3 separate regions of the Homo sapiens genome follow, and regions 2 and 3 are each linked to region 1. A link is a contact called in ENCODE Hi-C or POLR2A ChIA-PET data. All regions are on one chromosome and are shown on one strand. The core of a region is the stretch at or near the end of the contact, and the rest is flanking DNA. Distances in the headings are between cores, read along the strand shown.

The links. Hi-C counts contacts between places; a loop is a spot of excess contacts on that map. ChIA-PET counts read pairs that join two places held with the same protein, here RNA polymerase II (POLR2A). Pooled maps may share reads with other maps.
Region 2: a map of CD4-positive, alpha-beta memory T cell shows a loop between it and region 1 (16-fold over the local background). The contact joins the promoter of EXOSC2 here to the enhancer-like site in region 1. A Hi-C loop is called at or near these places in 1 of 168 maps with a recorded cell type or tissue (CD4-positive, alpha-beta memory T cell) and 7 of 50 pooled maps. POLR2A ChIA-PET finds 5 or more read pairs at or near these places in 1 of 52 experiments (activated B cell).
Region 3: a map of CD8-positive, alpha-beta T cell shows a loop between it and region 1 (10-fold over the local background). The contact joins the promoter of BRD3OS here to the enhancer-like site in region 1. A Hi-C loop is called at or near these places in 1 of 168 maps with a recorded cell type or tissue (CD8-positive, alpha-beta T cell), 1 of 37 single-sample maps with no recorded cell type and 7 of 50 pooled maps.

The regions. Positions count from the first base shown.
Region 1 is chr9:132,241,005-132,244,962 of GRCh38, forward strand. NTNG2 (netrin G2) reads left to right here. Exons shown (of 8, transcript NM_032536.4): 7 at 1-40; 8 at 872-3,522. The coding sequence ends at 1,107. Among named protein-coding and RNA genes, the nearest start is that of NTNG2, 81 kb to the left of the region's middle. RefSeq lists silencers at 26-515, 666-715, 1,186-1,255. Within about 2 kb of position 1,412, at least 15 of the 41 ENCODE cell types and tissues checked have a DNase peak (open chromatin) inside an H3K27ac peak, as active enhancers do.
Region 2 is chr9:130,691,367-130,695,029 of GRCh38, forward strand. EXOSC2 (exosome component 2) reads left to right here and starts at 2,414. Exons shown (of 9, transcript NM_014285.7): 1 at 2,414-2,547. The coding sequence starts at 2,426. RefSeq lists an enhancer at 2,477-2,666.
Region 3 is chr9:134,023,324-134,027,331 of GRCh38, forward strand. It overlaps BRD3OS (BRD3 opposite strand), which reads left to right and starts at 2,158. Exons shown (of 3, transcript NM_001355256.2): 1 at 2,158-2,213; 2 at 2,522-2,767; 3 at 2,885-4,008. The coding sequence starts at 3,425. The coding sequence ends at 3,679. RefSeq lists silencers at 1,592-1,721, 2,032-2,451.

The DNA.
Region 1 (3,958 bases), core at 162-2,661:
GACTGCCTCCCCACGCACTACTGGCGCCAGGGCTGCTACCGTGAGTGCGCGCCGTCCCCCGTGGGCGGGGCCTGCGGAAAGGGGACGGGGCAGGACCGAGGCAGTGGGCGGGGCCTAGTGGGACGGGGCAGGGGCGGTGGACTGGGCCTAGCAAGACGGGGCAGGGCCGGGGAAGTGGGTGGGGCCTAGTGGGACGGGGAAGAGGCGGTGGGCGGGGCCTCGCGAGACGGGGCAGGGCCGGGGCAGTGGGTGGGGCCTAGTGAGAGCGGGGCAGGGTTGGGATAGTTGGCAGGGGCCTGGTGAGATGGGGCCGACCCGGGGGCGGTGGACGGGGCCTAGCGAGACGGAGCTGGCAGGTGGGCGGGGACAGGATGCTGCTGAGGTCCGGGGCCGGGCCGAGGGGCGGGTCCAAGAGCTCGGGGCGGGGCCTGATGCGACCTGAGGCACGGTGGTGCCTGGTGGGAACTACGAGAAAGACCGAGCTGGGGTTGGTTGGAAAGGTATTTGCGGGGACAGAGGGAGGGAGGCTGTCCAAGTCGGCGTTAGCCGCGGGCACAGGGTGAAAGGAGGCTCCAGGCGCGTGGAACAGCACGTGCACAGCTCTGGAGACTGCAGGCGCGTCTGAAGAACAGCACCGAGGCCAGTGGGGCGGGGAGAGAGGGGCAGCGGTGGGAGGCAGCCGGGGGCCAGATCTCGCCCGGGCGCCGTCACCCTCCGAGGGGGGACGTTTCGCACCCAGCGCGCCTGGAGCCTCCTACATCCCCGGCCCAGACGGCGCCCCCGGGATCTCGCACACCCTGCTTCGCAGGAGCTCGGAGGTTGGCGGGGGGACCGGGCCACCCCCCGTGCTGACCGCCCCCTCCGCCTGCAGCCAACGTGTGCGACGACGACCAGCTGCTGTGCCAGAACGGAGGCACCTGCCTGCAGAACCAGCGCTGCGCCTGCCCGCGCGGCTACACCGGCGTGCGCTGCGAGCAGCCCCGCTGCGACCCCGCCGACGATGACGGCGGTCTGGACTGCGACCGCGCGCCCGGGGCCGCCCCGCGCCCCGCCACCCTGCTCGGCTGCCTGCTGCTGCTGGGGCTGGCCGCCCGCCTGGGCCGCTGAGCCCCGCCCGGAGGACGCTCCCCGCACCCGGAGGCCGGGGGTCCCGGGGTCCCGGGGCGGGGCCGGCGTCCGAGGCCGGGCGGTGAGAAGGGTGCGGCCCGAGGTGCTCCCAGGTGCTACTCAGCAGGGCCCCCCGCCCGGCCCGCGCTCCCGCCCGCACTGCCCTCCCCCCGCAGCAGGGGCGCCTTGGGACTCCGGTCCCCGCGCCTGCGATTTGGTTTCGTTTTTCTTTTGTATTATCCGCCGCCCAGTTCCTTTTTTGTCTTTCTCTCTCTCTCTTTTTTTTTTTTTTTTTCTGGCGGTGAGCCAGAGGGTCGGGAGAAACGCTGCTCGCCCCACACCCCGTCCTGCCTCCCACCACACTTACACACACGGGACTGTGGCCGACACCCCCTGGCCTGTGCCAGGCTCACGGGCGGCGGCGGACCCCGACCTCCAGTTGCCTACAATTCCAGTCGCTGACTTGGTCCTGTTTTCTATTCTTTATTTTTCCTGCAACCCACCAGACCCCAGGCCTCACCGGAGGCCCGGTGACCACGGAACTCACCGTCTGGGGGAGGAGGAGAGAAGGAAGGGGTGGGGGGCCTGGAAACTTCGTTCTGTAGAGAACTATTTTTGTTTGTATTCACTGTCCCCTGCAAGGGGGACGGGGCGGGAGCACTGGTCACCGCGGGGGCCGATGGTGGAGAATCCGAGGAGTAAAGAGTTTGCTCACTGCTGCCTCCACGGCCTGTTTTCTTTCTGTGTTGGGGACGGTGGGCAGGTGTGGGGCTTACAGAGGAATCCACAACACAGCCTTAAAGAAACGGTTTCCCTACTGGGGCCACCATTTCCCTGGGCCTTTCTGTGGATTCCAGCAGGCAGTGCCCCCTCCCCGCAGGCTTGGCTGGCAGAGTTTTCCACCCCGCGGCCAGGCTGCAGGTGCCCCACCTGTTAGGAGCCTCCCCACACTGAAAGGCTGCCTCCCTCCTTTCCCAAAAAAGAAATCCGGAGTGTATTGGCCCTTTTCTACAGAAGTCCAAGGGAAATGACTCAGGGAGAATCCTAGCAGAGGTTGAATCCAATGCTCTGATTTATACTGTGTCTCGGTGGCCACCTCCGATGGATGTGTCATCTCAGACCTGTTGCAGCCGGAGCCTCAAGTCCAATATCAGATGAAGCTGAACCCACAATTCGGCCACCGCCTCCTTCCAGAGTTTCAGATGGCCAGGTGGGCAGAGGCGGGCAGTGCAGAGACCCCAGACGTGCCGGCCCTGTCCTCCCTACCTTCTCAAGATTAGGAAGGGGTGCTGGAGGGGACAGGGGCAGCTTGGGAGTGGTGAGGAAGCTCCTAGATTCGGGGCTCATCCCCTGGGGCCTCTGATTCAGAGGATCCAGCAGTTCTCCCATCTCCGCTTGGTGTCTCCAGCCCTGGGGCCACACTTCCCCCTCGGTCCAGCCTCCTGTCCACCTATGTTTATTTCAGAGCAGTGCCGGGGGTCCGGTCCTGGTTGCTAACTGCTGCCACTGCTCCACCTGCAGGTGCTCCCAGCACTGGCTTCTGCCACCACACCTGTTCTTTCCCAGCTGCGAGGTTTAGACCTGGGTCCTTCCCTTGAGTCCCCAAAGCTAAGCTAAGACCAAGTGGAACAAACTTGGCCTTGGGGACAGCAGGAGATTACAACACAGAAAAGGAGGGGGAGGCACAACGGGACACTGCATAGGACTCACAGTGTCCCGAGCCCACACACCAGCCCCTCCTGGCCTCCTCTCTCTGCTCCCACCCCCAGCACCCTGCTGACCCGGAAGTGCCTTCCGACAGGCCCTGCATCCTCCTGCAGCTGGCCCATCTCTACCCTCACATTCTTCCTTACGCACAGAACCCCACTGCCTGGGACCCAAAGTGCCCAGATAAAATAAAACACCTCTCTGGGGCTTCTTGTGGATAGGAGTGGCCAGGGGACACAGCTCTGGGCAGTGAGATGTAAGCAGGACTGATGGGTGGGCTTCCAGAAAGTTCTTAAAAGTCATCCCTTCCTCCACGCCCCACAAAGCCTCAGTTGTCCAAGTTTGTGGCTCTGGTTTTTCTCTCTCATCCCTCCCTCTGCTCTTCAGTCAGCAGGATGGGGAAGGAGCCTTCTTGAGACACTGAGCATAACAGTGTCACCCTCAGGATAGTGAAGGGTGGAGCCGGGGGTGGAAGTTGCAGAGCCTGGGACACCTGCCTTGGCTGCAACCTCTGCACTGCTTTTATTTATCTACTTATTTTTATAGAGTTGAGGTCTCACTATGTTGCCCAGGCTGGTCTCAAACTCCTAGGCTCAAGTGAGCCTCCGGCCTTGGCCTCCCGAAGTGCTGAGATTACAGGCATGAGCCACCGCACCACCTGCCTGTCTTACTGTGTGAGAAAAAAAATAAACGGTGATGTGATTAAAACACTAGAATTTGGGTTTTCTGTTCCATGCACACTTTCCAAGTTCTTGGCCCTGCCTGATTGGCATCCGGGCCCCCTGAGCCCTCTAAGGCCAGAGAGAGACTGAAACCCACCCTTCCTTGGCCGCAGCCCCCCATGGTGACCCTCAAGTCACCAGGAAGAGGAATGTCCATGACTCAGGCCGAGGAGTCCACCTCTGTCCAGAACAGGACTGCCCCTGCCTTCTAGTGAGCACAGGGCAGCTGAGCAGAACTCACCCCAGAGAAACAGCAGCGCTGGCCGCAGTCGGTAAACAGCAGGCATTTCCTCCTAGTCATCAAGATGATAAAATGTCACCTAGAAGCAGAACTAGAGGCAGAACTTGAGACAGGGACAGCAGGGCCCAGCCCCAGTGGCCAGCCCTGGCCGGATCCACGAGGCTGGGGGCCCTGGAGCGTC
Region 2 (3,663 bases), core at 1,164-3,663, 1.5 Mb before region 1:
ACCAGGAAGCCCCTTCCCAGCTTCGAGTTGTCCAGCCTTTCCAGACCGAACCAATATTCATCTCACATATGTTGATTGATGCCTCATGTCTCCCCAAAATGTATAAAACCAAACTGCGCTCCGACCACCTTGGGCACAGGTTGTCAGGACCTCCTGAGCTTGTGCCACAGGCACATCCTCAATCTTGGTGAAATAAACTTTCTAAATTAACTGAGACCTGTCTCAGATATTCGGGGTTTACAGCCTCAATGCCTAAGGAATCTATACTTTTTACAAGCCCCCTGGGATGTGCTGCTTCGTCTCCGGGTACCCACTTGTCTACTGGTCGTAAAGGGGTAAGTGTGGCCGGGCTTGGTGGCTCATGCCTGTAATCCCAGCACTTTGGGAGGCCAAGGTGGGCGGATCACTTGAGTTTAGGAGTTCGAGATCAGGTTGGGCAACACGGTGAAACCCTGTCTTCACAAGACAAATACAAAAAATTAGCCGAGCCTGGTGGCATGTGCCTGTAGTCCAAGCTATTCAAGAGGCTGAGGTGGTAGGATTACCTGAGCCCAGGAGGACGAGGCTGCAGTAAGCCATAATCGTGTCATTGTACTCCAGCCTGGGTGACAAAGACTCTGTCTCGAAAAAAATAAAAATAAAAAAAGGTGCGTGTGATGATGCAGAAAGAGGAGCACTGGGGATGGGAGAGGGGGAGTCCCTGTCGTTTTGGATTCTAGTCCCAGTTACGGGTCTGTTTGGGGGGCTCGGTGGCCCCAAGTGATCATCAGGGATAGCAATGCCTATCTCGAAGATGGGCTGAAAGTGAGGAATACATAACATAGTATTTGTAAAGCACTCAGCAAAGGACCAGCCGAAGCACTCGGGCTATTTCTGGTAAAGGGTGCAGGCTCTGGGGTAAATCGCGTGCAGTTGGAACACACATCGGCTTTGCAGCCATCTGCTAATGTGAATTCCATTCCTTTTGGGGCCTCGATTTCCTCCTCCATAAACTGGTATCCACAATGCCAACCTTGTGAACGCTGTGAGAATGCGCGGGGTAAAGGCGACGTCTCTCCCTCCCGGGAAGAACTTGGATGGTGTCAGGCCTACACTCTCGCTCCGCCTAGGGCCGCTCGCTGGGCCTGGCTCCCCGGCTGCCGGGCTACGCGAGCTCAGAGGACACCATCGCCCTCTTATGGCCGCGGCAGGACTGGACCGAGGGGCTGGGCTCTAGTGCCTTCCTCCAGGCACGGCAGAGGGCGAGGGTCTGGCAGCCCGCTTACCCAGGGCCTCGGGGCACTAGCATTCATGTCATCGACTGCCTGGCAGGGCTGGCTTTCTTAAGTGTGGTCGTGAGACTTGCTTAAGTGGAAGAAATGCTGTCGCTTTGGAGATTTATAAAACAATTGGCTCGATGGATCTTTCTTCAGGAGGCGGACTTGGTTTACCGGCTTTACTGACCACAGCTGATGCCAATGATTTCATTTAATCGTCTTTAGAGTCCCTGTGCATGGGGAGTTACCATCCCCAATTAGTTTCTTGTGAATGCAGGGCAAGGAGAGGGAGAGGGTAGTGGGGGACGGGGAGAAGGGGCGAGGGGTACCCTCCTATTAAAACGGAGCCGCAGAAAAACCCACAGAGACATCCGTCTGTTCCCCGCTGAGTCCTTAGAACAGCGCCTGGCACACAGAGAGCGCTCAACTCGCTGTGTAACTAAATGCAAGCCAAGATCTTCGCATTGTGTGTGCTCTTCCCTTCCCTACCAAATATACCTGGCTTGCAAGGTTTGACCTGTTTTCTTAGACGATTTTTAACTTGTTTCCAAAAGAAATATTGGAGTAAATTAGCTTGTTCAAAGGAGTCCTTATGAAAGGACAGAACCAAGTGAGAAGTATCTGGAGCCCGGTTTGGGGTTATAGATGATGATGTTGAGCCAGCACCCACGGGGCGGCCGCAATGTAGAATCCTGGCGCTACTGGGAACCGTGTGGAAAGGGGCTCTTCTTTCTGTTCAAATAGTGTTTTCTGTAGATCCCATCTCTCCATCCTCCTGAGCTCTCTCTTACAAAATATCGGATTTCAGCAGCTTAGAATTGGACAGAAACTCAGAGGTCCGTTTCTCAATTATCTCTAACCCTGGTAAACAATAAATGGGATGATGAGTACAAGACAGTTTTGGTAAAAAGTCACACGCCACACAACGTGAGATTTTATTATTCCACGGGTGCTTCCTTGCCAATAGTAGACATGGCAGCTCGGCTCCCTTCCCTTCGGGTTCGCCTTATTGTTGCCAATTGTAAACATGGCCTCTAGGCCGTGAGTTCTCATTGGCAGCTGCTCTGAGTCCCCGCCCTTCCCCGCCCCTCCGAACGCGGCCTGGAGTTGTGGAGTCGGATATCGCAGCTCCCGACTGAGCTGCGCCTGCGCAACTCATTGGCGCCAAGATGGCGATGGAGATGAGGCTTCCAGTGGCTCGCAAGCCTCTTAGCGAGAGACTGGGCCGCGACACTAAGAAACATCTAGTGGTGCCGGGGGATACAATCACTACGGACACAGGATTCATGCGGTACGTGGGGACTTGGGGGAGTCGAGGCTTCAGAGAGCGGCTTCAGGGCTCTCTGCACGTGGTCCAGGCCTCGTATCCCTGTGTGTGTAACTCCCCGCGGGACCCAGGGCACTTCGTCTGAGCATCCTACACACCTCGCTTCCGAGCCTCGTGCTTCTTGCTCCCTGCATCTTGTGTGTCCCCGTCTGCATTTGTCTCAGCTCCCTGAAACCCTCCACTCCTGACCTCCGGTGGCTGTGACTTTTGGGTCTTCTGCCTGAAGTCCAAATCTTTGATCCTTCCTTGTGGGAGACCTGGAAAGCTGGGGAGGGTTAGGTGCAGGCTCTTTTCCAGTTTTCAGCTCTCTGAGGGGACGGTGGGCGTTCTTGGCTGCCTCCTCTTCAGTTTAGAATCCGTAATTGTTCGATCTTAGGGCAAACAGTTACATTGTGCTGCATGCACCCATTTATACACATTTTGAATCTAAGGGGTGTAGTGCAGTGTATTGTGGTTAAGAGGGAAGGCTCTTGAGTCAGACAGTTGGGGTTCCGGTCCTGCTACCATCACATCTTATTAGCGGCATTGCCTCTCCACGGTCAGTTTCCTCATCTGTAAGATAGTGATAATAACAGTATGATACGGTAATGAGGATTAAATGAGACAATTATGTAAGAAAAGAAGTAAAACCAGCCATTATATCATCATAGATAACACTAGTGTTTCAACCTTTATTATTATTATTTTTTTACTTGTATATGTACAAGGGGCACAGCATTCATAGCATTGCCCTTTAACCTGTTAGTTTAAGGTTAGTGGATACCAGGAAATTTTTTTTTCTTTTTTGAGACGGAGTCTGTCTTAGATCAGTCGTGCGATCTCGGCTCACTGCAACCTCTGCCTCCTGGGTTCAAGTGATTCTCCTGCCTCAGCCTCCTGAGTAGCTGGGATTACAGGTGCACGCCACCATGCCTAGCTAATTTTTGGTTTTTTTTTTTTTTAGTAGAGACAGGGTTTCACTGTGTTGGCCAGGCTGGTCTCGATCCCCTGACCTCAAGTGTGATCTGCCCGCCTCGGCCTCCCAAAGTGCTGGGATTACAGGCATGAGCCACCATGCCTGGCCCCTAGGAAATCTTAAGA
Region 3 (4,008 bases), core at 908-3,407, 1.8 Mb after region 1:
GCTATAAAATAGCTTAAAAGGAAAAACAGCTTTTTGACTCTGGAAAACAAAACATAAGTAAATGTTTCGAACAGAAATATAAGTCCTATTTGGTTTTGACAACGACAGGAAAAGGAAGCTTACAGGTAACTAAATATTCAAATTATTTAGTTCAAGGCATAGAACAAATTATATTAGCTTAGAGGCAATTTTTTTTTTTTTTTTTTGAGATGGGGTCTCACTCTGTCACCCAAGCTGGAGTGCAATGGTGCAATCTCAGCTCACTGCAACCTCCGCCTCCTGGGTTCAAGAGATTCTCCTGCCTCAGCCTCCTGAGTAGCTGGGATTACAGGCGCCTGCCACCACACTGGGCTAATTTTTTATATTTTTGGTAGAGACAGGGTTTCATCATGTTGGCTAGGCTGGTCTCGAACTCCTGACCTCAAGTGATGTGACCGCCTAGGCCTCCCAAAGTGCTGGGATTACAGGCGTGAAAACCGCACCCAGCCAGATAGAGGTAAAAGTGTTAAATGGGTCTTTGAATACAGGCCTGTTCTTGTGTCTCTTGAAAGCAGTATAACTTCGGTTGCTGTCTTTTCCCAGGTCGGAAGACTGGGAGATCATGTAAGATTTAAACGTTTTCAAATTTGTTGAAACTGATTTATGGTCCAGCATGTGATCAGTTTTGCTAAACGTCCTGTGTAGGTACTTGTGAAGAAAGTGCGAGGCAGGCGGATCACAAGGTCAGGAGTTCGAGACCAGCCTGGCCAATATGGTGAAACCCTGTCTCTACTAAAAATACAAAAATTAGCTGGGCGTGGTTGCCGGCGCCTGTAGTCCCAGCTACTCAGGAGGCTGAGGCAGGAGAATCGCTTGAACCTGGGGGGCGGAGGTTGCAGTGAGCTGAGATCGTGCCACCACACTCCACCCTGGGTGACAGAGTGAGATTCCCTTTCAAAAAAAAAAAAAAAAAGAATGTGCGTTCCACAGCTGTGGGCTTAGTGCTCACACTAAGCATCTTCCTTGGATGTCTGTTATGCTTATTTTCTTTTTTTTTAGAGATGGGGTTTTGCTGTTTCGTCCCAGCTGAAGTGCAGTGGCATGATTATGGCTCACTGCAGCCTCGAACTCCTGGCTCAAGGGATCCTCCTGCCTCAGCCTCCCAAGTAGGTGGGACTCAGAGGTGAGCCACCACACCAGGTTCCATTATGCTAGTTTTCTTAATTGGCATTGGAGAAAACCATAAAATTAGGGGAAAAGGGTAGATACTAAAAGAGTGCTATTGGAGTATGATTGGAGGTGGAGTGAGAAAAGGAAATAGACCTTGCTTTCATGGGGCTGTTGAGGAGTCCAAATGAGCAGTATAGAGGCCTGGCTTGGTTGGATGAGATGGAGAAATTCAAGACCTATTTTTGAGATAGTAAGCCCGGACATTTAATTAATTAAAAATAATTGTATCAATTACTGAGAGTAAGAATACTAATAAAAGCAGTAACAGCAGTGGCAAAAGTAACCACACAAGCAGAAATACGAAAACCAAGATGATAAGACCATACAGTCCGGCAGTGTCTTACTAACAGGGTTGTGGGCGTCCCACTCCTTCTCTTCATCCTCCTCCAGCTCCTCCTCCACGTCTTCCTCCAGCTCCTGCTCCTCTTTCTTTTCCAGTACCTCCTCAGCCCCTTCTCCTCTGCCAGCCCCTCCTCCCACCTCCGCTCCCAGCCCCTCCTCCTTTCCCAGCCCCTCACCATCCAGCCCCTCCTCCTCCATCTCCTCCTCCTCTCTCAGCTCCTCCTCCTCCCCCAGCTCCTCCTCCTGCTCCTCCTTCTCCTCCACTCCTCCTTCTGCTCCTCCTTCTCGTTCAGCTCCTCCTCTCCCAGCCCCTCCTCCTCCTCCAGCCCCTCCTCCTCATCCAGCCCTTTCTCCTCTCCCAGCCCCTCCTCTCCCAGCTCCTCCTCCTCCTCCCTCCTCCTCCTCCAGCCCCTCCTCCTCCAGCCCCTCCTCCTCCAGCCCCTCCTCCTCCTCTTCCAGTTCCTATTCGGGGCGGGCCCAGCCCCTCCTCGCGGAGCGATCGATGGCTTGGGCTCGTCGCACACGCCTGCCCAGCCTCTGCGCTCGGCTCGCCAGGCCTGCGGCGCTGCCATGGAGACACGGCCCAGCGGCCGCCGGCCCCGCCCTGGGAGCCCCGCAGTGCGTCGCGCCGCTGCCCGCATCTCCGAGGCCCGCGACGAGCGGTGACTGGGGCGGGCGACGTGGGGGACCCGGGGATGCGGGCAGACGATAGGGGGCTGGAGGATGGGGCGACCCAGAGCGCGCGGGGTCTGGGGCGCGGGGATGGGGGCCGCGGGCCACGCGACGGGGACCCCAGGGTGCGCGCAGGTGGCGGGGACGCGCGATGGGGGCCCGGGAAGCTGAGGCTGACCTAGCGCAGGCATCCCAGGAGGGGAGGTCCCTGACGCTGCGCAGCTGGGAAGGCGTTCGGGAGTGGGTTGCGATGCTTCCCTGTTTGTTTTCTCCTGACATCGTTTTTGTTTGGGTCCAGGGGCCTCACGGGAGCTGGATGCTCGGAGCAGCAAGGCGGCCCTGGGGGCCCCTTCCGGTCCCGGGGCTGACGCCTGGCGGCGTCTCCGGGAACCCGCGCCCTTTCAAGCGCCGCTGGCTCCTGTTTCACAGATGGAGACCCTGAAGCCCCAACAAGCAGCCTCCCCAGCACCTCCCAGTGACTGAAAAAGCTGGCACTGGGCGCCCGTCTCACTCTCCACCCAGCTCCCAGGCTGCCCCACGGGACGTAAGTAGCTCGATCTAGGCCGCTGACCCCCAGAGACTTGATGCTGCGCTGCAGACTGCCGCCGCTGCCGGGGCGCTTGACTTCCCCTCTCCTGACAGCACGTTCGTTCCTTTGCAGCAGCACCTTTGGGGAGAGACGAGACCTGAACAAACGCTGGGGCTGGATCCCCAGGGTGGGTCAGAACAGCCGTTGCCCTGAAAGCTGGCCCGGACAGATGCGTGCGGGGCGTGCCACCGGAGCTCCTTCCAGCTTGCGTCTGGGGCCACCATGTCCCTTCCTCAGGGCACTGGATCCATCTCTTCAAGCTCAGTGGTCCAGGCCATGGTGGCAGAATCACCCCCCAGGGTGTGACGCCTCGTCCCTGTCAATTCCACACAGCTGCACCCGGAAGAGCTGTGGCCGGGCGCCGCTCTGACCTGTGTGCGGTCCCCTGAATGGGTCTCAGGTGTCTTCAGAATGGTGAGGCCGCCTCATTTCCTCACCACACAACCCTCCTGAGGACGTTGCCTGCAAATGGGCGGAATTCCTAATTTCTACCATTCAGTTAAACGAGGGATCCTTAAGCCCCAAAGCTGGGAAAGCTGTCCGTTAATTTAGTGCGCGTGGGCCGTCTCAGAACAGCAGGGTTCCCAGGAGTCCAGCGGGACGGGGGAGGGGATGAGTGGCCGTGTCCCCCTGGCAGAGAAGGCCTTGTCTGAAGGCTACGCCCGCCTCCGGTACAGGGACACCTCCTTGCTCATCTGGCAGCAGCAACAGCAGAAGTTGGAGTCGGTGCCACCTGGGACGTACCTGAGCAGGAGCCGAAGCATGTGGTACTCACAGTATGGAAATGAGGCCATCTTGGTCCGAGACAAAAACAAGCTCGAGGTCTCTAGGGACACAGGGCAGTCCAAGTTTTGCACAATTATGTAATTCCGATGTGAGCACCTGAACCCAGGACCACACTTTGAGGAAAACAGACCTGAGTTTCATTCAGTTGTCTTGTTGATTTCCAATCCTTGCTGGAAGATTTTGAATAATGAACGTGAAGATCAAACTGTGGTGTAAGAACCCAAGAAGCGCAGAATTGGCCCCCGAACCCCTCAGCACAGCCGCGGTGTGACTGGTGCACAGGACACTTCCCCTCTAGAGTCCCCTCCGTGGTCAGCTGTTGTGACATTTGAATTCTCCAGGTGCTGCTAGGGACAGCATAGGCCCGGGCACTGCTAGATGCTTGGTTTAAACCAGGCCAAGAGTAACCC